Regions from separate parts of the Mus musculus genome. Here all the other regions are linked to region 4. The links are chromatin loops, found by intact Hi-C in ENCODE. Cell type or tissue: heart. All regions are shown on one strand. Region 1 holds the start of Zbtb44 (zinc finger and BTB domain containing 44). Region 2 holds the start of Snx19 (sorting nexin 19). Region 3 overlaps Snx19 (sorting nexin 19). Region 4 holds the start of Adamts8 (a disintegrin-like and metallopeptidase (reprolysin type) with thrombospondin type 1 motif, 8).

Region 1 (5,000 bases), 90 kb before region 4:
AACACTATAAACCTCCTAATATATACAATTATGAGATACAGGGTATCATCCATTTAAATACTCTTGCCAAGTAAGGTTTCCCTTAAACAAATGAAATCTTTGTTCCAGGGATGCCCAATCTTTTGACAAGATGCTATCACCATTATCTACAAAGTTTTCAAAGAAATCGTGCAATTCATGAAGTTATAAGCGCGCGTGCACACACACACACACACAAACTAGTATTTTCAGTTTATAACTTTGTGTTGGGATGTATTCACAGATATCCTTGCCTTTGGATACAACCATGGACCAGCAGTTGGACAGGTCTAGAACCAAACTTTTACTTAACAAGAACAGTAAGTGAATTGACACTCAAAGACAAGGTCAAAGTTCAAATATGTAGCCAGATTCTACAGAACAATTGGTCAGTTAAGTGCCCAGAAAATGGAAAAGTGGTCTGGGTACCACCCTTTTTAACAAAAGGTATGACTAAGTATATGCAATCACCACATGCAACACTATAACCTTGATTGACTACAGCTGTGGAAACACTTAGGAACAACAGAGTAAATCTGAATACACATATTTTAATGGACATTGTTAATTTGACTTGGTATTTTTAGGAAATAAAAGAATCAAACATGGAGCCTGGTGGTGGTGGCCACATTGCAAGCCTAGTGTTTGGGAGGCAGAGGCAGGCGTTGTGATCACTTGAGTTTAAGGCTAGGCAGTCTACAGAGTGAGTTCCAGGCCAGCCAGGGCTACACACAGAAATCCTGTTTCAAAAAACAAAACAACAAACAAACAAAATCAAACATGGTGGGGGAAAAAAAATCTAATCCCAACCAGCACTTAGGAGGAAGAGGCAGACTGTCTCAACAACAGCAACAGTAGCAACCACAAGAAAAACTGGCAACAATGCAGAGAAAAAGGTTGACCACCAGTCTGGTATCTATGTTCACTGCATTTTCCCTGACAACTTCTGTGAAACTGAAAACTTCCAGGCCATAAAAGAAATTTATATTACTACTGAGAAGTACAGCGGAAAAAGCCATCTTACCCAGGAATGTCTCTGGGTTCAATTGTCAATTGGGCAACCTGGGGCAAGTTACAATTAATATTACTAAGTTTCTGTCAATTCTATAAAACTCAAAAGTAACTATATCACCAGGTTCTAAGAATAAGACTATAGCTCTAACAAAGCAAAGCATTGTTGCACAAAGTAAGTAAACCTGGTTTTTGTAATTAATAAATACAAATCATCACAAAATACAAATGGATTAAGAAAACACTCCTTTTTATATTCCATGGGGAGAACTACAAAGACATAAACGAATATTATAAATCAACTGGAAATCAAAGTAAATAGGAACAAAAAAATCAAGATCTATGTAGTACTTTTTAAATCAAGAATTACCAAAAAGGCAAAAGGAAATATCAAATCTTTATCCAGCCTCTGTTGTCTATTATATGGTATAGTTCGCTTTGGGTATTAACTTATCTCTGCAAAAAAATGCTAATAAGCGGAAGTTGAGAATTTTTCTGAAAACACACATTCAACAGATTAGTATGCTTATATGCTTAAAAAAGTAGTTTTGGTCTTAATTTCTGTAAGTTCCGTGAAAGTACGTAAACATCGCGGTTTTCAATAGATTCTGGTTAAGGTTTACAAAAACCAAACTGATGCGATTTCCTTTAATCAGTTGTAACTTAGTTGTCATTTCACTTGCAGGTAACCCCTAGCTTTTTGTTAGGCCGACAGTAAAAAGACCAGCTACAGAGTGATCCTCAGGTAGGTGGGAGGGGGTTAGAAGTGTTTGCATTCTCTATTTCTTTTTAAGAAAAGTGCCGTTCCGACGCGGGCGAGTAGGGCAGCCTGGGAGAGGAAGGAATAAACAAGTCTAGGGCTCGCGCGTAGACCAGGTGAGCGGGTAATAAATGGCCCGGCAGCACAGCATTTGTTATTGGGCGGATTTTCTGGCCGATAGGCTCCCCTGGAAGATCTGGGTGACGGCTTCAGGTCCGCTGGGACCAAGGCCAGTCCCCCTCTAAGGATTAATCGCCAATGAGGGGGACCCTGTGGGTGCCTCCCAGCACGAATCAGGGTGACAAACCAGGTTTCCTCTCCCTCCCGCGTCCAGGTGGGTGACAAGTGGTGTCAGTCCCCAGGCCGGCCCGCCGTCTCCCCACTGGCCCTCCCCTCCCGTTACCTGCGGGCGGCGGTGCCGAGGCCCGGAGGCCTGCAACTGCTCCTCCTCTTCCCCGCCAGGCTGGGGCGGCGAGGTGGCGGTGGCTGTGGCGGTGGCGGAGGCAGCGGCGGTGGCGGCAACCCGGGGGGAGGGGGCGGAGCGCGCGACTGGCTCCTCTCCTCCCCCGGGAGGCTCAGGGGACCCTATCTCGGGCCGCCGCTCCTAGGCCAGTGTGCAGCCTGGGACTGGGCGCGCATGGCGGCGCCACTCACCCGCGTGGCCGCGAGGTGCGAGAGTGCGAGGCGCGAGGAGAGCGCCGGGCGCCCGTGGGCCTGAGGGGAGGAGCGAGGGGCCCAGCCCGCTGCGCACGGACGGCCGTTGGGGGCGGTTGGTCGAGGGCGGCCGAAGGCTCGCTCGCGCTGGCCGCGGCGGGGCGGGGTGGGGAAGGGGAAAGGGACTGAGGGGAGAGGACGGGAGGCTGGGAGGGAGCCGCCGCAGCGCGCGTGCGGGCGTGCGGGCGGGCGGGCGCCGCCGTAGCCGCTCGTTTCACTCCAGCCTGTTTGGGGGCACTTTGTTTGTGTCCCACAATGCTCCGCGCGGCCGGCCGGCCCGGCCTAGGGAGAGGGAGGGGCGGGGCCGCGCTGGAGGCGGTGCGCGGCTATTGCGCAAGCGTAGTGCGAGCTGTCCTTCGCCGGTGGTGCAAGCCAGACGCTGAAGCACAGCGGGCCTTGACCCAGTCTGTGTGCACTTGTCTGTGAGCTTCGTATGCATAAGCGCCATGAGGCCTGTCGGGTTGTCGTCCCGTAGCTGTGGTCTGGTCCTGCGCCGAAGGAAGCCAGCGTTAGGATGATTTGCTTTTCTTGGAGCTAAAAACCGAAAGAAACTCTCTTCCCCGGGTGGTTTCTGTAGCAGCAAAGCACTCCAGCATTTCCCGGTCGGGAAAGGAATCTGGGTGGTGTGGCCATTTTTCACACGTGGAAACTGAGGCCTATTAGGGCGTGGCCACGAGGGCCTCTGAGAATCTGGCGAGCTCCCCTGCTTTCTCCCCGATGATCAGCGATCCCCCGCAAGGGTTACTACCGAGCGTCTTGACAGGTCTAGCAGCCTTGTCGTACTTTGAGGTTGCCATAGCATTTTTCTGATTACCATGGCAGGAAGTGCAGTTCTGAGCAGACCAGAAAAAAAAATTGGCTCCCATGTCTTTTTTCTTTCCCCAACACAGACTGGCTTCTAAAACCTAAAGCAACTGTGAACTATTCCTTCCCTTACGGTGAATCCCGTTCTAGTACACAGTCTCGCCCTTGGGGAAGGGAATGTGTGGATCACCGAAAATTGACTGTTCTTCTCTAGAGGGTTACTGTCTGAGTTTCGGTCGCTGTAAAGTCTGCCTGTAGGATAAAATACCCTAAGGTGTGGCTACCTCGGACCTCAGGGAATCAGACCTGGCGATTGGGGGCACTGGGGGCGGAGTGGGTATTCCTGGAGGCAAGTGGGATTGCGCCCCAGAAGAGGAGAAGGGCAGGATACCAGTCAAGACCGCTGCAATTTGGGTGCTGGGCATGCTATGTACCTACACCTCCAGTTTTTAAACCGAAAGACTTCTTTGTGCAAGGTAGGTTGATCTCCCAGCTGCATTAGACACTTGGCTGCCTCTGACTTAAACCACCCTCTACCAGAGCACCCAAAGCGATGAAATTTTTCAAAATAATGTCAACAAAATCAAAGTCTATGCTCCAACAAATTTTCAAGAGTTAGAAAGTATTTAATCCTTGACAACCTAATCTACAACTTTCTTAATATTATTCTATCAAGTTTTTATTATTCCATTTCAGTGATGAGCAACATCAGAAAACAAATCGGGCCTGGCTTTACAGTGAGATTTGAAGAATCTTACTAACTACGGAGGCGCCTGAGCTAAAAAGGCCCTTGGTAGAGTGTGTACTGAAAACATATGTCATGGAAAAACAAGGGGAGAAGAATCTAGTGGGAATAAAGTAGACAAATAAAGCCTGTGTCTTAGTCTATTTAATTGGACAGCCAAGAGAGCATTCATTTGGGCATTTCTAATTGTGACTCAAGGGACAGAAATGGCGGTTAATGTTCGTAGGACAGGCAGAACTCAGGAGTGCACACACACACACACACACACACGGGGGGGGGGGGGTTGGCGGGGGGGGGGGGGAGAGAGTGCAAGCACCTCTCCTTTTTCTTTCTCTTAAGCTCTGTCTATTTCTCATTTTGTCTCTAAAAATGCTATCCTCCCAGCCCATTCCCACCCTAGGTCTAAAGAATTTATTAAGCAACAGGTGGCTGCTGGTCTCTTAAAGGCAAAGTTCTAAATGCTTGGAGAGGGTGGGAGAGAAAATGCAGCTTAGCCATTGTTGGAACCCTTCTCTGTATTTTGGTTTTGGGCAGGATCATTTTCTGTGGCCTCTTAGCCTCCCACCTTTTTTCTTCCCGAGCTAGCAGAGACTTGCCCTTGGGTTGCTAGAATAGGTAGACCTTTCTTTGACACCGTGTTGAATAATTCTGCTGGAAGGATTTTGTGAAATCGGAATCCTGTACACAGGTGAAACAAACAAACTAGACAGTATGAGGAACTCTTAATTATTAACCCAGTGTAGATGATTCTGAGGAATTCAAATTCCAGAAGGGATGATTGTTTTATCCATGAGCTGTTTGGGAAACCCGTTTCTGGCAAAAATGGTTTCTCATGGTAGACCCTTAACTGCTTAACTTACTTCTTTATTAGCTCCTTCCAACTGTATAAACAAAAACCAATCTCTTTTCCTTACCATGCATTGTGCCAGTCTCTAATGGTCCCCTTAG
Region 2 (5,000 bases), 510 kb after region 4:
AGGTAGAATACTTATATTTAAGTCAGAAGGTGGCAAGTTCCTCATTCCTTGAGGCGTCTATGCATAGACTTGGGAACAACTATGCAGAGATGATATGGAGAAAACTGGTTAAAGTAGCAGGTCTTGCCTCAGGCCAGGCAGTGGAGCGATGAGTTAACTGGAAAGTTTCATTTAAGAAACAAATGTGGGGGGGACGGAGAAATGGGGAGAAATGGCTCGGCAGTTAAAAGCACTTGATGCTCTTACAGAGAACCAGGGTTTGGTTCCGAGCACCCACATGGCAGCTAACAACTGTTTGCAACTGCAGATTCAAACCCTCTAGAACCCTCTTCTGGCTTCTACAAGCATCAGGCACACAATGCACTTACATACACGCAGGCAAAATATACACGTAAAATAAAAATAAGTAAGTCGGTTTTTTTTTTAAAAATGTAGAATTTTGGGATGCATTCTTAGAAATTCTTATCCAGAATACGTCTGTCAGAGTCCGTGTATTTACAAAGCAGTCAGAGTGATTCTGAGGTCGAAGCAGGTTTGAGAACCAATGAAAACGTTGAACCCCCTCCCCCAACCTCCACCCCCACCCCACCCCCCACCCCCGCACCCAGTCTTCTGACACTGAGTTTCTGGTGCTGTTTGTGTGGGTCTACCATAAGAGCTGATCCTGGCTTCCAAACGAGCTATACACCACTTTATTTAATTTATTTAATCAACACGGGATGCTCTTATCTGCCCTTGCAACAATCTGTTTACAGACTCTGCTTTCTAAACCCCATCCCCAAAGTGAGAAAGCACAGCCATCATCCTGTTACCTTCACAGTGTACAGTGTGTATGGGTGGAATCCAGTCCCACTGTGCTCTCGGGCAGTGATGGTGCCAGTGATTCGAAGGTTCTGGATGACAACCGGGCCGTCTGGACTGCTCAGGGACTCGAAGCTGAAGGTGGCTGAGCTGAGAGGACCAGGTGGAGAGGAGGAAAGAGGCACTGGGGGCATAGCAGGTTCAAGGGAGCACACACCACTGGCGAGATCTTTGTCTAAACATGAGGGCCGTAGGGGGCAGGGTTTTTCTGGTTCCTCCAGCAAAGCTGTAAGAGAGGTGTCATCTCCTTGCTCCACCTCCTTGTCTGCTGTGTCAATCTGGATCTCTGGGCAATTAAGCACGGAGACCAGCATGCCTGTCTCTGTGTCTGTCCCTGGGGCCTCCTCGGCCTCTGCTCCTTCCATACATTCAGATCCCTCGCCATCCTTAGGCTCCAGAGCCCCGGAGTCGTCTAGGGCACACAGAGCATCTTGAATCCTGTCAGAAAGGAAGTTGCCTGGGGTCATTAGCAGGATGGTTTCTTTGCTCAGTTCAGACAGTGGTGACTCCAGTTCTGAGTCTTCACATAAGAACAAGGGGCCTCGGATATCTGGCTGTAGAAAATGGGATGAGCTATTTCCTACTTTTTTTTCTTCGAGCATCCCAGGCAAATCTCCCTCTACAGCTTCATGGCCTTCTTCAATCTCTGGGGAAGGGGCTGGCTCACTGGAGGTCAAGTGTACTGGGGCTGTTGCTGGAGAAGATGCTTTTCCTACTGGCAGACTCTCTACTTCAACAATCAATGGCAGAGATGTGGGCACCGAGGGCTGCTCTAGGACACTGGATGAGCAGGGGGGTTTAGTTCCCTGTGCTGCATCATGTCTGTACTTGGAAAAGATACTCACAAGAATAAGGTGGATCCAGTCAGGATCTGATAGCTTGCTGATCAGTGGTAAGATGACATTGCAAGTAATAACTTCAACCACAACGTGGCGTCCAGTCCTCGTCTCCAGGTGGGGCTTGGGCACTAACTCTTTTAGTATCAAGTTCACAATGCCACGTGCATAAGTGACCTCCGTGGTGGGACAGCTCATGGCAGGATGGGGAGCTGTAACCTGGCAGTAAGCATCCCACAGCTGGGAGGGCTGAACTGGACAGCTCTGCTCCTTTGCAGTAGCCTCCTTTGCCTGAATATAGCTCTGCAGGTGACAACCACAGAGAGTCAGAACCCTCTGGGTAAGAGCATGGCTGTCCACTATGCTCATCCGCCTTCGAAGCTCCTGAACCAACCCTTTCATGGCTGCCTCCATCTCTGCCTCGAAGGCCGGCTCATGGCTCACAGAACGATACCAGGATAACACGAAGTCTCGGATAATCATCTGGATAGTGCGGTTAATCTCCTGTTCCAGCTGCCTTTCTGCCTCGGGACATGGAGGACAGGTGGTGATGGTAATGAATCGTTCCAGGTGCAATTGACCTGAAGCCCCTAGGATGGCAGTGGAGCCCAGCCATCCTCCCAGCGCTACCAGCGATGCACATAGAAGGATCAGAAGCCACATGTTGACCAGAAGGTGGATGACCAGTAGCCAGCCCACCAAGACCCCCACGATCATTAGCTTCCGGCTACTCCATAGATTGCTGTGGACATAACTGGACTCGGAGATAGTCCCCTGGGTAGGGGACACTGTTTGTGCCTTCATGGTTGAAAGGACAGGTATGTTTCCACAGATGACAGCCTCCGATTTTATTTTGGTGTCAGGAGTGGGAGCATGAACTGTCACCGAAGAGAACAAGTCCAGCTGCTACTGAGTGAACTCTGGACCTTCGATACTACTGGCACTGCAGAGCGACAGAAAAAGCTCTGCTTCTCCCGCTCGCTTCTGTCGACAGGGCCCATCAACTAGCCTGTTCCAGCCGAGATGAGGAAAACTTTGCCGGCCTCCATCATGGCCCAGGCGGAGAGTCTCTTCGCAGCCCCGCGCGGCCCACGGACACTTACGAACTCCGAAGCAGCAGCCGGCAGATCGGGTCACACGTCGCTGGGGGACCCGTGCTCAGACTGCGCCCCTGGGAACGAACTCTTGGGGGGGTGGGGATCCTTCCGACCGCCGCGGCCAGCAGCCACAACAAGCTCCGGCCGCCCAGGCCACTACACTCCGCAACTCCAAAGTGGACAGAGCAGCGGGCCGGCTAGCAGCCGGCGACAGCTTCCGGGTCGCGGCCTGCGGGAGCGGGGTACGCTGGGAGAGCGGCCTGGTGGATCGGAGCCACGGACGCCCCCTGGTGGTGAGGAGCGGTGGTGACGGTGGGCGTACACACCGCTCTGCTAAGCTGAGAACCCAGAGCCCGTGCTCACCTGGGCCAAAACGGATACTCGCCCAGGCTCTTTAAAGTGCTGTTTGTAAATATCTCTAGAGGTTTAGGGAAACTTTCCGTAATGAGCTTTGTTTTAATTCCCTTGGAGACGTACTGTTGGGAGCTAGATTGATGAGGGATTTTAAAAATTCTCCTTGCTTCTTCCAGAACGCCCCACCTCTACCCCCACTCCACCCCCCCCCCCGACCCCCCTCCCAACTCTACTCAATTCACAGTCCACCTCTTTTGTTTTCCGGAGTAGTCAAAGGTAAGTATTAAGATGTGGGGCAGGTTTCTAGAGAGTATTTCCTATGTTTAGTCACTGGCTTGAAGAGTGGGTCCTTGTAGCCCTTGAAGCTAATTGGGGGAATGAGTTTATTTGACGTAAATCAGCTTTCAGTAAAGCGAGTCCCTATAAGATATAGTGAATTGCAAAATCTTAAGTACGTTCTGGAATGATTTTAGTGAATCGCAATGGTTAAAGGGAACCCATTAAGAAGATAGCCTTCGTGCTGAATCTTGAAGACTTTTCTGCCTGTCGGCTTCCTTTTCTTCCCATGTGCATAGGCATGCAAGGCAGAGGAAGAGACGTCTTGTTTTTAGTTTACCCTCTAACACATTTGCCCCTGTCTGTGTTCTGCTTTGAACACATCTGCCAGTTGTCAACTCAAAAAGAGTGACCTACAAAGAAAGTCAGTATCTGAAAGTGGCACTGGCTATGTGTAGAAGCATTGATGTCTTCTTTGTGTGAAGCCTCCACCTTGGTCCTTCTGGACTCTGCAGTGTGGCTCTCCTTTCCATTTGGACACAGATGAATGCCATCGCTCTTTACCAGTCTGTCCTCTGCTGTAGCCTTGAAGGATTTAGGCAAATTCACCAAATAAAACAAAACAACCCAACAACAACAACAACAAAACAAAGCAACAAAAAGCAAAAACTAAAACAAAACAACCCCCAACCCGCAAAAAAAAAAAAAAAAAACCAAGCAAAATAAAACAACCCTGTACCAGAGAGATCTTACAGCTTCCTTTTCTGTCTCCACTGCTGGTGTCAAGGTAATAACTTTATTTGAATACAAAGGAAACCATCATCTACAATTGGATGTGGTTGACAACTAACAGCCTCAAAGGCCAACAATATAGTTTAGGATCAAAGTGTTTCTAGGCAGGCAAGGTGATCTCTGGAGTTACAAAGCACTAATTCATGTTGCCAGGGTGAACATCCTTTCACTGTATCCTCCTCCCAACTGAAAGGAATGTGAGACCTGCAGACTGCCTGTCTTGTCCTCCCAAACTATCCTGTTGTTCCGGGAACAGTTACCTGACAGTAATGCTCTAGAGAAGTAAATATCCCTGCTGCCCACGCAAGAGTCACAGCAGAGACTTAAATGGCGGAGAACTAATGGTACCACTTAGGACTTCGCTTCTGCAGCTCAGAGAAAAACCTCCCATGCATCATGAGACCGAAAGTGCAGGGTAGCAACGAACTGACCTTGTCAGTGGGCGTTGTGCCACCTGAGCAGATGGTCTGAAGCTCTGAGGTAGCCAAGAGTGTCTTCCTGATTCTGCAGCACAGTTGATGGACATGCCAATGCACTTGTCATCTGGATGGCTATGAGCTTCTGCCTGGGGATTTAGGACAGATCTTAGGATCCAAACAGATTAATCATTGGGAGGAGGTGAGAGCCCTGCCTGATAGAGAATGGTGTGGGCCTGTGGTGGGGGAGGCTGACCGGTCACTCACCTCTCAAGAGATGCCGCTTGCCTTCCGACCTGCTATTTCTCAGTCCATTAAAGGCGTGCTAGGGCTAAGAAGACAAAAGCCACCAATTCACCCAAAGGTAT
Region 3 (5,000 bases), 490 kb after region 4:
AAATCCATGCAATGGGCAAGTTACACATAGTTATGCATCCTGCTGGAAGGGCCAAGGGGTGAAAGGCAAGGGTTCATGGCCCAGCCATGGCTTCTTTCTACACGCTATAAATCCTGGGGAAGGGAGACAGCTGCCAGCTGCCTATGCTTCGTTCTGTTGGTTTTCTTGGCAAATAAGCCCTGAGGACAGAAAGGACTGAAAGTCAAACATGAGAGAGATGTCTAGATGACTAAGTCCCCCATGTGTTTTAGGAAGTGTTTCTGATGGATGGAACAACACCAAGCTGCTTCCAACCCAGTTTTTGAAATTAGAAAGAAGAAAAGAATGTAGCTGGAAGGAGGTGTGGTGGGGACACAGACAAGCAGCAGAAGCTGGCTCCCTTTCTAAGAAGTATGGCACAGAAAGGAGACACTTGTAGATTCTGGCAAAAATAAGACTAAGTGCAAAGGGTGGTCTGAAGATATTTGTTCCAGAGCTGGACACTGTGACACTTTTAAGACTGTAATTTGAAGATATATTATACAAATCTGCCTCTGAAGATGGTCAAGCCCTCCCCTTTGTTAGTAACCACAGCATAACCTCAAGCACCTCTGACTGACTTTTAAAACAGGAGACTTCCTATGTTGTCTTCTTCACGAAGTTACCAAGATGAAACGAGAAAAAATGAAAACTAAAAATGTTTTTGAAGATGCTGTGTTTGTGTGTGTGACAGAGAAAGTGACCCCACTCGTCCCTTGTACCAACCCTATCAGATCCAGAGAATAGGAAGAAGCCAGTGAGGCTTCATGCCTCAGTTTCCCTCCTTCCCGGCAGCCTCAGGGAAACAAAGATAGAAACAGTAAGCACTGCTGCAGAGTAACTAACCAGATTGAAGAGACGCCTGTTACGTTAGGGGTAACATGAAAACTATGGCAGACTCTCCCCAGAGCATAACTGTTGTTTACTAAACAAGGACACTTTCATTACAGAGACTAGAGGACCCACACTGTCTCATCCCCCCTCTTTGGCCCCTTTGTGAACTGCAGGTCTGGCTCATTCACAGTCCCCAGGTAGTAATCCTGAGCCTGCCTTTCAGTGGAGGGCAAAGGCAGGGAGGTGGCCGAGGTGGGCCAGTAATTAAAAGGGCCACCCATTCAGAAGAAGATTGAGTCAGCCAAGGGGAAAGGGCGGTGAGGGGTGGGAAGCCCTTAGCACCAGGAAGAAAGGCCAGACACAAAGGAAGGAAGAGGCAGAAAGTTAGCAGTTGTCCTGACAACCAGGGCCCCTACTGTTCCTGGTGACTTTAACTCACAGGGGTGCCCCCCTCTTGGCTGAGAGGGGAGCCACCACCCCAGGAAAAGAAGAAAGGAGGCAGAGGAAAGAGAGCTGCCTAATTATGAGCTCTTTATCAGGAGGGTTCCTGCTTCCAAATGTCACCAGTATAAGAAGTACCAGAGTTAGAGTGTGCTCAGCCAAGATTTGGAAGAAAATTACCTGGGATCCTGTTTAAATAAGCAGAGGTAGCAGGACTTCAAGACAGGGTGTGAAAATGGCTACAGAAGGCTAGAAAAGATCAATCTTGCAGACAAAAGATCAACAGGAGAAACATGTCCAAGAGAAAGAAACTGGAAAATCCGAGTTTGATTTGGGAGTAGGAGAGAAAGAAGCGTGAGCAGAGCAGGTTGGGGAAGCACCTGCGTGGGCGTTATCTAATGGCTTCTGCTTTCCTCTCTTTAGGATGCCTTTGAAAAGCTTCTCAAGGCGAAGGCTTTCCTGACACCAAGGAGAGATTCTAAGGACAGCATTGTGGCAGCTCCAGGGTTTTTGCATGGTGGCAACTCTGTGTGAATCAGCAATAGTTAGAAAGCAGAGGGAAATAATACATACAACTAGAAAGGGAAAAACCACAGTGGGGAGAGGAAGGGCTGTTGGGGCTAATGCTGACGCTGCACTACACAGCCAGGCTCCCACACAGGAGCCCTAACTCCTTGAGAACCGCGCTCCAGTGCTGCTGGCATGCCCATGGAGTGAGACTGAAGCGTGTACCTGGATGTGCACATCTGCTCCTTCACTGCTCCACTGTCACTTTCTTCCTCTGCAAGGCACTTGATGGCAATGCTAAGGACAGAGTGAGGATCGGAATGGAGTATGGCTCAGTGGCAGAGCACTGGCCTACCACCTACTTTACACAGACTTATCATCGTGCATATTTAAGGCTTTGGGATCCAAAAGGCCTAAATATGGGCTAAAGAGTACCGACAAAATTCTCTCAATTCAGATGTCTGTCCGGCTCATTATTACCACAGACCTGTTGTTCGTTCTGATCTCAATATATCAGTTCCAGCACTGAACTCTTAAAGGATGGAAGCCACTCAAAAGGCCATCTCTGACGAGACTGACTAGAGAACAGTGTGCTGAGGCCCCATCAGGTCAGGGAGGAGGGGAAATGTGAAAGATGAAAGACACTCGGCCTGTTTATGTCACTGGCACCATGGCGTGGCTTCTGAATTATGGAGCAATGCTTAGGCATCATCATCACGGGGCAGAGCTACTATTGCAAAATAAGTCTTCCTTACAGAAAGTAAATGGTATTTTTTAACCTGCAGTGCCACCTGGTGTTTACAGGGAGAATTTTGGTACTCATTTTCCAAGCCACAGACTTGCACCATTCAGAGAACTAGATTAAAAGCATTCAAAATTATTATGAGTTGCTTTCTATTTAAAAGTATAAGTAATCTACTCCATTTACACCTGCTGCACTGTTTGAAATATTACTTAGCTTAAACGACCCCTGGCTTATAAGGTGCAGCTCCAAACACATACCTTCATCTTCTTACAGTTTATTCCGCATTAGCTTTCTCCGAAAGAACCTCCATACAGCGAGTAAGACTCGCCCCCAAGTCAAACACAGTGAGGCTGTCTGTCTGCTTTCAATGATCGCATTCTTCCTATGTGGAAAGGGGGTAGGGGGTGGACATGGACAGTGCAACAGCAGGAGCTGCTTCCAGAGAGCATAAGATCAGTGGGTCCTCACAGTGAGGCAAGGCGCTCAAGGGCACTGTGCTGCTTCAGAAAGAAACGGTACTGTTGCCTGAAGGGCAAGCCTATGGGTAGGTACAACCACAGCCCTGGGTATTGGAGATGCCCACTTTATCAGCTGGGGACACTCTATGGGAACAGCCTGGGGAGATTTTGTTTCCTTGGGTACCTCTTGTCCCCTAGCACTGCCGAGGATGCTTGGAGTTCTCCCTGGTGATGAGAGACATACTGAGACATGGAATTGCATGCGATCTTGCATCTGCTCATTTAACAGAATTTCAGTCAGTGTCTTCTATATGTCAGAGGAGGCGTTTGCGACACAACTGTGAATACGCTCTATCTTTGCCCTCAAGAATCTTACATAGTCTAATGTTGTTGCCAAAACCTTACACTTTCAGGTTCCTATTTGTTGTTGCAGGGAGGCAACAGGTACCAATAATGTGGCTTGGGAAATGGCATTCTCTTTAGATTTAAATGCCTCAATATTCTGGTTTTCTCTTCATTTTATTATGACTAGTGCTGTACTTCCATCGGAACATATGAGAATTTAAGAACATTATAAAATAAGAACAAACACACAATCATAGAAGATACTCAGTTACTATATATCTATTACAATATTATATTACAATGTAATATGTTATAATAATATTTATTCCATTAAGTGGAAATTCTCATGTAATAGGGTAGGGCATAGTGTCTTTAACATAATATGAATTTAGAGCAAGTGACGTCCCTCAAATGCAAGGCAGACAGGGTATATGGCAGACATAACTGTTGGGGTCCTTTCCTGGCCCAGCCACAGAGGGCTTTCCTGTAATGTGCCTAGTGGGCGAGCTATGGCAAGACACATTCCTTCCAACCAAAAAGACACAACACAATTTGAAGGAAGCCATCACTACACAAAATCCCTGATTTCAGCACTTTTAAATACAGCCCAGGTCAATGATACTTTTGGGCCAGAAATAACCTAATACAAGAAATTGAAGACTTATTGAGTCAAAGGATCTGGTGTGCCAGCAAAAGCACATGCTTTTTCTAGAGAAGCTGTCTGTCATAGGAAGAAGTTAGATGTGAGACAACGCATGGCGCTGGAGCTGTACTGGACGGAGAGAGGTCTAGAGTAAAGAGACACAGCACTTGTCTCCTGGTGACTCGGAATTGTTTTGATCTTCTCTAGTTGTGGCCAGGGTGTAGAAAAGAACCACTAGGAAAGACTAACCCCTGGCCCAGGAGTGCTTAAGAACAAAGTCAGAGTCTGCTGATGGAAATGGGTGTATGTAGTACCTTCTGGTGCATCAGACCCAGAGACCAGTCTGGAGTCTAAAGACTAGACAGGACTAAGACCCTGGAGCTTAGTGAGGTAGATTTTAATTTTAGCAGGCAGTGTTTTGTGAGGAACCTTGTACAAACAGGAGGGAGGCAGTATGAGGGGAAGGAACTGTTCAGGCAGTGAAGCGGGATGTCTATGTGGCAGAACTGCACATCAGCACATACAGTAATAGTAGGCTTCCCTGCTAGTGAGACTGTAATAAATGTCAGGTTCTTTCCTATTGTAACTGCTTGTGTCCTTTTGGTGGCAGGTCTTGAGTTTCCCTTAAGAAGTAACTAATGTCACAAAGGCCCCTCAGGCTGTTACACACATACACACCAAGAAAGTCAGCTTGTGTGGAGTTCTACCCATATAATGCCTATGACTCCAGAGTGACATAAGAGAAGAGTAGCAATAGTGTTCACATCAGCCATTGGTGATTGTCCTTGGGAGACACACAGGTATCCCACTGGGCAGCCCACACTCTCCAGTGATCATACCTCTGCCACCACCTTCTGGAATTTCTCAAGAGCTGGCTTGTTAAGCAATACCTTTCCTAAGAGGACTCCATGACCTATCAGAAGCTCTAGAAATTGCCATTTACTATTTAATTTTCTCCTGGGCTTGCTGTTTGTCGGATTCCTTCACCCTGCATGTTCTCTTCTTCTCA
Region 4 (5,000 bases):
CTCGATCTTGAATTCCGGCGCCAGGAAGCTGGCGTCAGGCGCCAGGCGCAGCACGAAGCCCTGGCCGAAGGCGGACAGGTGGAAGGCGAGCTCGCTCGCGCTGCCGGGCAACCGCGTGGGCACCACTAGCTCCGAGGCCTGCGCCCCGGTTCCCGGCCCCGCCGGGGCGCCGCAGACGAGTGGCGGCGGCGGCAGCTGCAATAGCAGCAGCAGGAGGGGCGGCCACCCGGTGGTGGTGGGGTCGCGGAGCATGGGGGCAGAGTGCTGCGGAGCGCGGGAGAGGGAAGAAGATCGCCGCGCGCGGGCAGGTGCTGGTGGCCCGAGGCGGCCGGGCCGCTCTGTCCAGGAAAAATGATCAATCGGATGGGGAGGCCGACTCGGCTAGCGGCAGCAGGCGCGGCGGTCCCCTGGCGGCCCCTCTGGATCGCGCAGCCCGCTCCTCCTGCGCCAGCCAACCTAGCAGAACTCGAGCAGCTGGCGCCCCGGGCCGCGAGCGCGCGTCCTCCGCGGCGTCCCGTGCAGTCGCCTCCTTCCTCGGGAAACACCGAGTGGGCTGCCGAGCCCTTCGTATTTATACTTCCTTCCCGGCTTTGACATAAGAGGTTTATTTTTGATCGCTCACTATTCCCGTTTCCCCTCCCCTGGGGTCAGAGACAGAAACAGAAAAGGAGAGGAGGGGAAAAAAAAGGGATGAAATGTAAAACCAATCAGGAGTCAGTGAGCCCCTCCCGATAGTTAAGTAGTTAAGTGTCAACTACAGCTTTTTTTTTTTTTTTCCTTTTTACGTGACTACGTGAAGACCCATGCCAATTCCTGTAATGCTGGACAGTCCCCCTGAAGGCGAGTCCTAGATGGGAGAGACACTGGCTTCTTCTTGTGCAAGAGCCAGGTGCTGGGGACAGACACACCCTGCTCTGGCCTCAGAGACAGTATGCAGATTTTTGTACAAACCTGGCAGTGTTAAAAGAGGTTTGTGGGAAGGTTCCAAAGCCTTTAATGGTCAAATACAAAGTGAGAGGTAGGAAAGTCATACTGGAATCACGCTGTCCATTAGGAGCACTTCAGAACTTTAAAAATGCCACCTGGTCAAGGTTGTTTTGTTGCTTGCTTCTGAGCATAGTGGGGGTAGTGAGAGGCTACTACCAGGAAAGTAAAATGGATTCAATACCACTACATTTCTCGTTTCCTATGGGAGGAAGTACTTCACCAGTCTGTCTTCTGATGCACAGCTCTGCCAGTTGCCTTGCTGACACGGGGAAAGGTGGCCAGGTCCCTTATACTGTATTGCCCACAGCTCCAAATACATCTAAATATGTGGGGAGATAATTCACTCTGCCACCTTCCTACAGAAGAGAGTGGGATCCAGCAAGAGTGATGACCGTCTTAAGACCACAAACCACAATCTTTGTATCCACTCTAGTATTACCGGTGCAGGTCTAGATTGGATTCAGAATCAACGTTCTCTCAGTACCAGAACAAGTCCTAGCCCCTCGCCCTGTGTCTTTTCTGAGACAATCATGGAGGATACAGCATTTGGCAGCTCACCTACCCCCAACTACGCAGCTCTTTGCTTATGTGAGGGTGCCTACAGTTGAGTCATTCTTACTTCGTTTGGCCGATCCAATCCATTTCTGTAGCTGTGAAGGATTGGCCTATGCAAAAGACTCCTTGGGACTTGTTACCTACAAAGAGGAGTCTCTTAAATTAACTTGTGTCACTACAGAACCTAAGGAAAGGCCCCAGCACCGCAAGCTCTCTCCACTTTTATAGGACTGCAAAGGAGTGGTTGAATCTCCTTCCTTTGCTGTATAGAGAATTGGAAGTTTGGGTAAAACACTCCTAGAGGCAGGGGAATGGAAAGCATCTCTGTTTTCTACCAAAAATGAACAAGATGCTCATCCCTCAACAGTTTAATATCCCTGGGACAGTGTGACCTGTACGGTTAAATGAGCAATCCCTTTTGCCTCAGGGCTGTGGTGACATTTCAATTACTGGTCTTAGCCATTAAGTTCCTTGTTCAGTATTTTCCAGTGTATCCTTTTCCTTTTTCTTTTTTCCTGGTTGTTGTTCTTTTCTTTCTTGAAACAGGGACTCACTGCATAGCCCAGGCTGGCCTCAAACAGGTATGTGCTGTGACCTCATGCCTGGCTTTCAACTTCTGGTTTTCCATAGTAGTTAGGTCCTTCACGTGTGCGAGTGCCTTCTTTCTTCTTTGTGACTACTATTTTATTGGAGTGCCCAGCTTCTTCTTTCTCTTTAGATGTTAGAGGCTATAACCAGGCTCGGGGAAACTAAGTGTTGCTTGTGTTTTCATTTGGGAAATCTCTGGAAATTGCAGCTGCTACTGTTGTAAAACAGAAAGAACTACTTTGAAGGCAGACACTGAACTGGGCTTCATCTTTGCCCAATTTCATCAACAACTACAACTACAACCACACAAAAATTGCTGTCTGGCAAACGATCTTGGGAGCCAGCCTGGCTGCTAGGTAGAGACCTGCTGGATTCCTCCTGATGCCCCTGTGGTAACTTCCAGGGAAATGCCTGCCATTCGCAATGCAACCACAAGGTGTCATCCGTACCTTAGTTATGCTTAATCCAAGCCTTGCAGGGATGGCGGATGACTTGCAGAGAGGACTCTGAGAAGCTTGGTTGGTGAAGTCCATACAGCAAAACAAACACTATCCCAGCCCACCATGGAAAATCTCAAATGGGCCGATTTTGGAGTTCCTACATTAACGTCTTGAGCTTCAAAGAATATAAAGGCTTGACAAACTGCGGTGCATGGACTAAGACTGCTTCTGTATATTCCATGTGCTAAAGAAAAATGTTTTACATATTTTAAGTGGTAAATGTAAAAAAAAAATAAACGATTACTATTTCACGATCTTGAAAATGCCATGAAATTCAAACTCCAGTGTTCGTAATAGAGTTTACTGGCAAGAGACATTCACAGACCCTTTGGCTGCATTTGAGCTATACAGGATAGGGCCGAACGAGCTTAGAATATTCACCATCTGGATTTTTCTATAGAAACGTTGTTGGCTGAATGTAAAACAGTGTTAGTTTAAATTTCTTAAATTTGGAGTGGCATGAGATGCCACATACAGGATTCTCAGCAAGTAAGATGCTCAAAATAAGTTTTTTTTTTTTTTTTTTTTTGCTATGAATATGAATGTGGAATTATTTGAAAAGTTAAGATATATTTGTTTGGTCTATAAGTCTATATTTAACATCTATTAATTATTTAATTAGTGTTTAAATAATTAATTGCTTTTGTATTGGTTTGTACTATAGGCTTATTGTACATTTTAAGTTGTTTTTTAGTTTTTTTTAAAGTATGTTTAGGTTTGTTTATTTTATAGGTATAAGTGTTGTGTCCACATGTGTGTATATGGACCATATGTGTGCCCATGGAGGTCAGAAGCAGGCATCTGATCCCCTGGAACTGGAGTTACAGGTAGTTGTGAGCTGCCATGTGGGTGCTGGGAATCAACCCAAGGACCTCGGAAAGAGCAACCAATGCTTTTAACTGCTGGTCGTTCTCCTCACCCTCTTCATTTTTCTGAAAATATTCATTTATTTATGTGTGTGTGTGTGTGAGTGTACGTGCATCTGTGCATATTCTACACATGTGTGGAGGCCAGAAGAAAGCACTGGCTATCCCACCTTACCATGCTCTGCACTGGGTATCCCACCTTACCTTGCTCTGCCAATTCTTTTGAGGCAGGGTCTCTCCCTGAGCCTGGGATTTATTTTTTCTTGGCTAGGCTGGAAGCCAACAAACCCCAGAGATTTTCCTGTCCCCATCTCCCTTGAAACTGGTTAGGAGGGACATGGGGCTTGCATGGGTGCTCACTAGTATGCAGAAAGCTCTCTCAACTGGTGAACAGTCTTCAAAGCTCTGAACCTTGTTTTGAATTAATTCATGCTGTTTCTGTTTATCACTAGTAAGGTGCTTACCCCATGTATTTATAGTATACACTAAATTCTGATAGTCTCTAGGCTTCCAGATTCTATCAAAACTGGGCAGAACATTAGTGGTCAACTAACCCACTTCCGCTTGCATTTTGAAGAAGAGGGCAAATGCAGGTTTCAGTGATTTACCCAAAGTTGTGTAGAGGATGGTGGCTCTCCAGCTATAAATGCTATGGTACCTTCTACAGGAAGATAGAGACTGCATTGCCCTAGAGGTTCCTTCGTAATTTGTGCTTTTTCCTTAACACCAAGTATCAACTGTGGCTGAGGCTTTTTTTTGTCTTCTATGCTCATTTTCATTGACTTGGTCTCATTTGCTCCTTACTAGAGATAGCTGCCATCTTTTGAGTGCTTGCTGTTGCTAAGCACTGATCTGAGGAGTGAATTACACAGGTAATGTGCAGGCTTGGGGTGCTGATGTAAATGAAGTGCTTAGGGTTCCTTAGATAACAGTTGTTGGACAGGATTCTTCACCAAAGTCATGTGCAAACTGCAAATTAAATAGAACATATTTTTGGGGGGGGGGAAAGAACATCTCACACAGAGTTAGCCCATCGTATTAGAGAGTTAGAAAGGAATGTTGGGATACAATGGATCAATGTCCTTCCTTGGGAAGATACTTAGAAGTCGTCTTCTTCTTCTTCTTCTTCTTCTTCTTCTTCTTCTTCTTCTTCTTCTTCTTCTTCTTCTTCTTCTTCTTCTTCTTCTTCTCCTCCTCCTCCTCCTCCTCCTCCTCCTCCTCCTCCTCTTCCTCCTCCTCCTCCTCCTTTTCTTCTTCTTCTTCTTCTTCTTCTTCTTCTTCTTCTTCTTCTTCTTCTTCTTCTTCTTCTTCTTCTTCTTCTTCTCCTCCTCCTCCTCCTCCTCCTCCTCCTCCTCCTCCTCCTCCTCTTCTTCTTCTTCTTCTTCTTCTTCTTCTCCTTCTCCTTCTCCTTCTCCTTCTCCTTCTCCTCCTCCCCCTCCTCCTCCTCCTCCTCCTCCTTCTCCTTCCCCTCCTCCTCCTCCTCCTCCTCCTCTTCCTCCTCCTC

Evidence for each region. A loop is a pair of places that touch in the nucleus more often than their neighbours do. Peaks named below come from ENCODE experiments on the same cell type or tissue, not always from the same donor. Only the 100,000 strongest peaks of a DNase experiment are listed, where the experiment ranks them.
Region 1: it touches region 4 in a loop (2.1-fold over the local background); 7 of 42 quality-filtered maps call a loop at or near these places.
Region 2: a loop joins it to region 4, with 4 times the contacts of the local background. A loop is called at or near these places in 5 of 42 quality-filtered maps.
Region 3: it touches region 4 in a loop (8-fold over the local background); 13 of 42 quality-filtered maps call a loop at or near these places.

What each region holds. Positions count from the first base shown.
Region 1 is chr9:31,028,151-31,033,150 of GRCm38, reverse strand. It overlaps Zbtb44 (zinc finger and BTB domain containing 44), which reads right to left and starts at 2,507. Exons shown (of 6, transcript NM_001115130.1): 1 at 2,193-2,507. In heart, no CTCF peak of the experiment used is centred here; a DNase peak (open chromatin) is centred at 2,830; H3K4me3 peaks cover 2,879 bases; H3K27ac peaks cover 2,108 bases.
Region 2 is chr9:30,425,069-30,430,068 of GRCm38, reverse strand. It overlaps Snx19 (sorting nexin 19), which reads right to left and starts at 2,740. Exons shown (of 11, transcript NM_028874.2): 1 at 813-2,740. The coding sequence starts at 2,501. It overlaps Gm30933 (predicted gene, 30933), which reads left to right and starts at 3,091. Exons shown (of 3, transcript NR_169179.1): 1 at 3,091-3,202. In heart, no CTCF peak of the experiment used is centred here; a DNase peak (open chromatin) is centred at 3,018; H3K4me3 peaks cover 1,559 bases; H3K27ac peaks cover 1,057 bases; H3K27me3 peaks cover 265 bases.
Region 3 is chr9:30,446,189-30,451,188 of GRCm38, reverse strand. All of the region lies in intron 8 of Snx19 (sorting nexin 19), which reads right to left. Among named protein-coding and RNA genes, the nearest start is that of Snx19, 21 kb to the right of the region's middle. In heart, a CTCF peak has its summit at 2,603 (motif pointing left); a DNase peak (open chromatin) is centred at 2,488; H3K27ac peaks cover 44 bases.
Region 4 is chr9:30,938,089-30,943,088 of GRCm38, reverse strand. Adamts8 (a disintegrin-like and metallopeptidase (reprolysin type) with thrombospondin type 1 motif, 8) reads right to left here and starts at 527. Exons shown (of 9, transcript NM_013906.3): 1 at 1-527. The coding sequence starts at 252. In heart, CTCF peaks have their summits at 404 and 2,561 (motif pointing right); DNase peaks (open chromatin) are centred at 148 and 2,568; H3K4me3 peaks cover 956 bases; H3K27ac peaks cover 353 bases; H3K27me3 peaks cover 2,007 bases.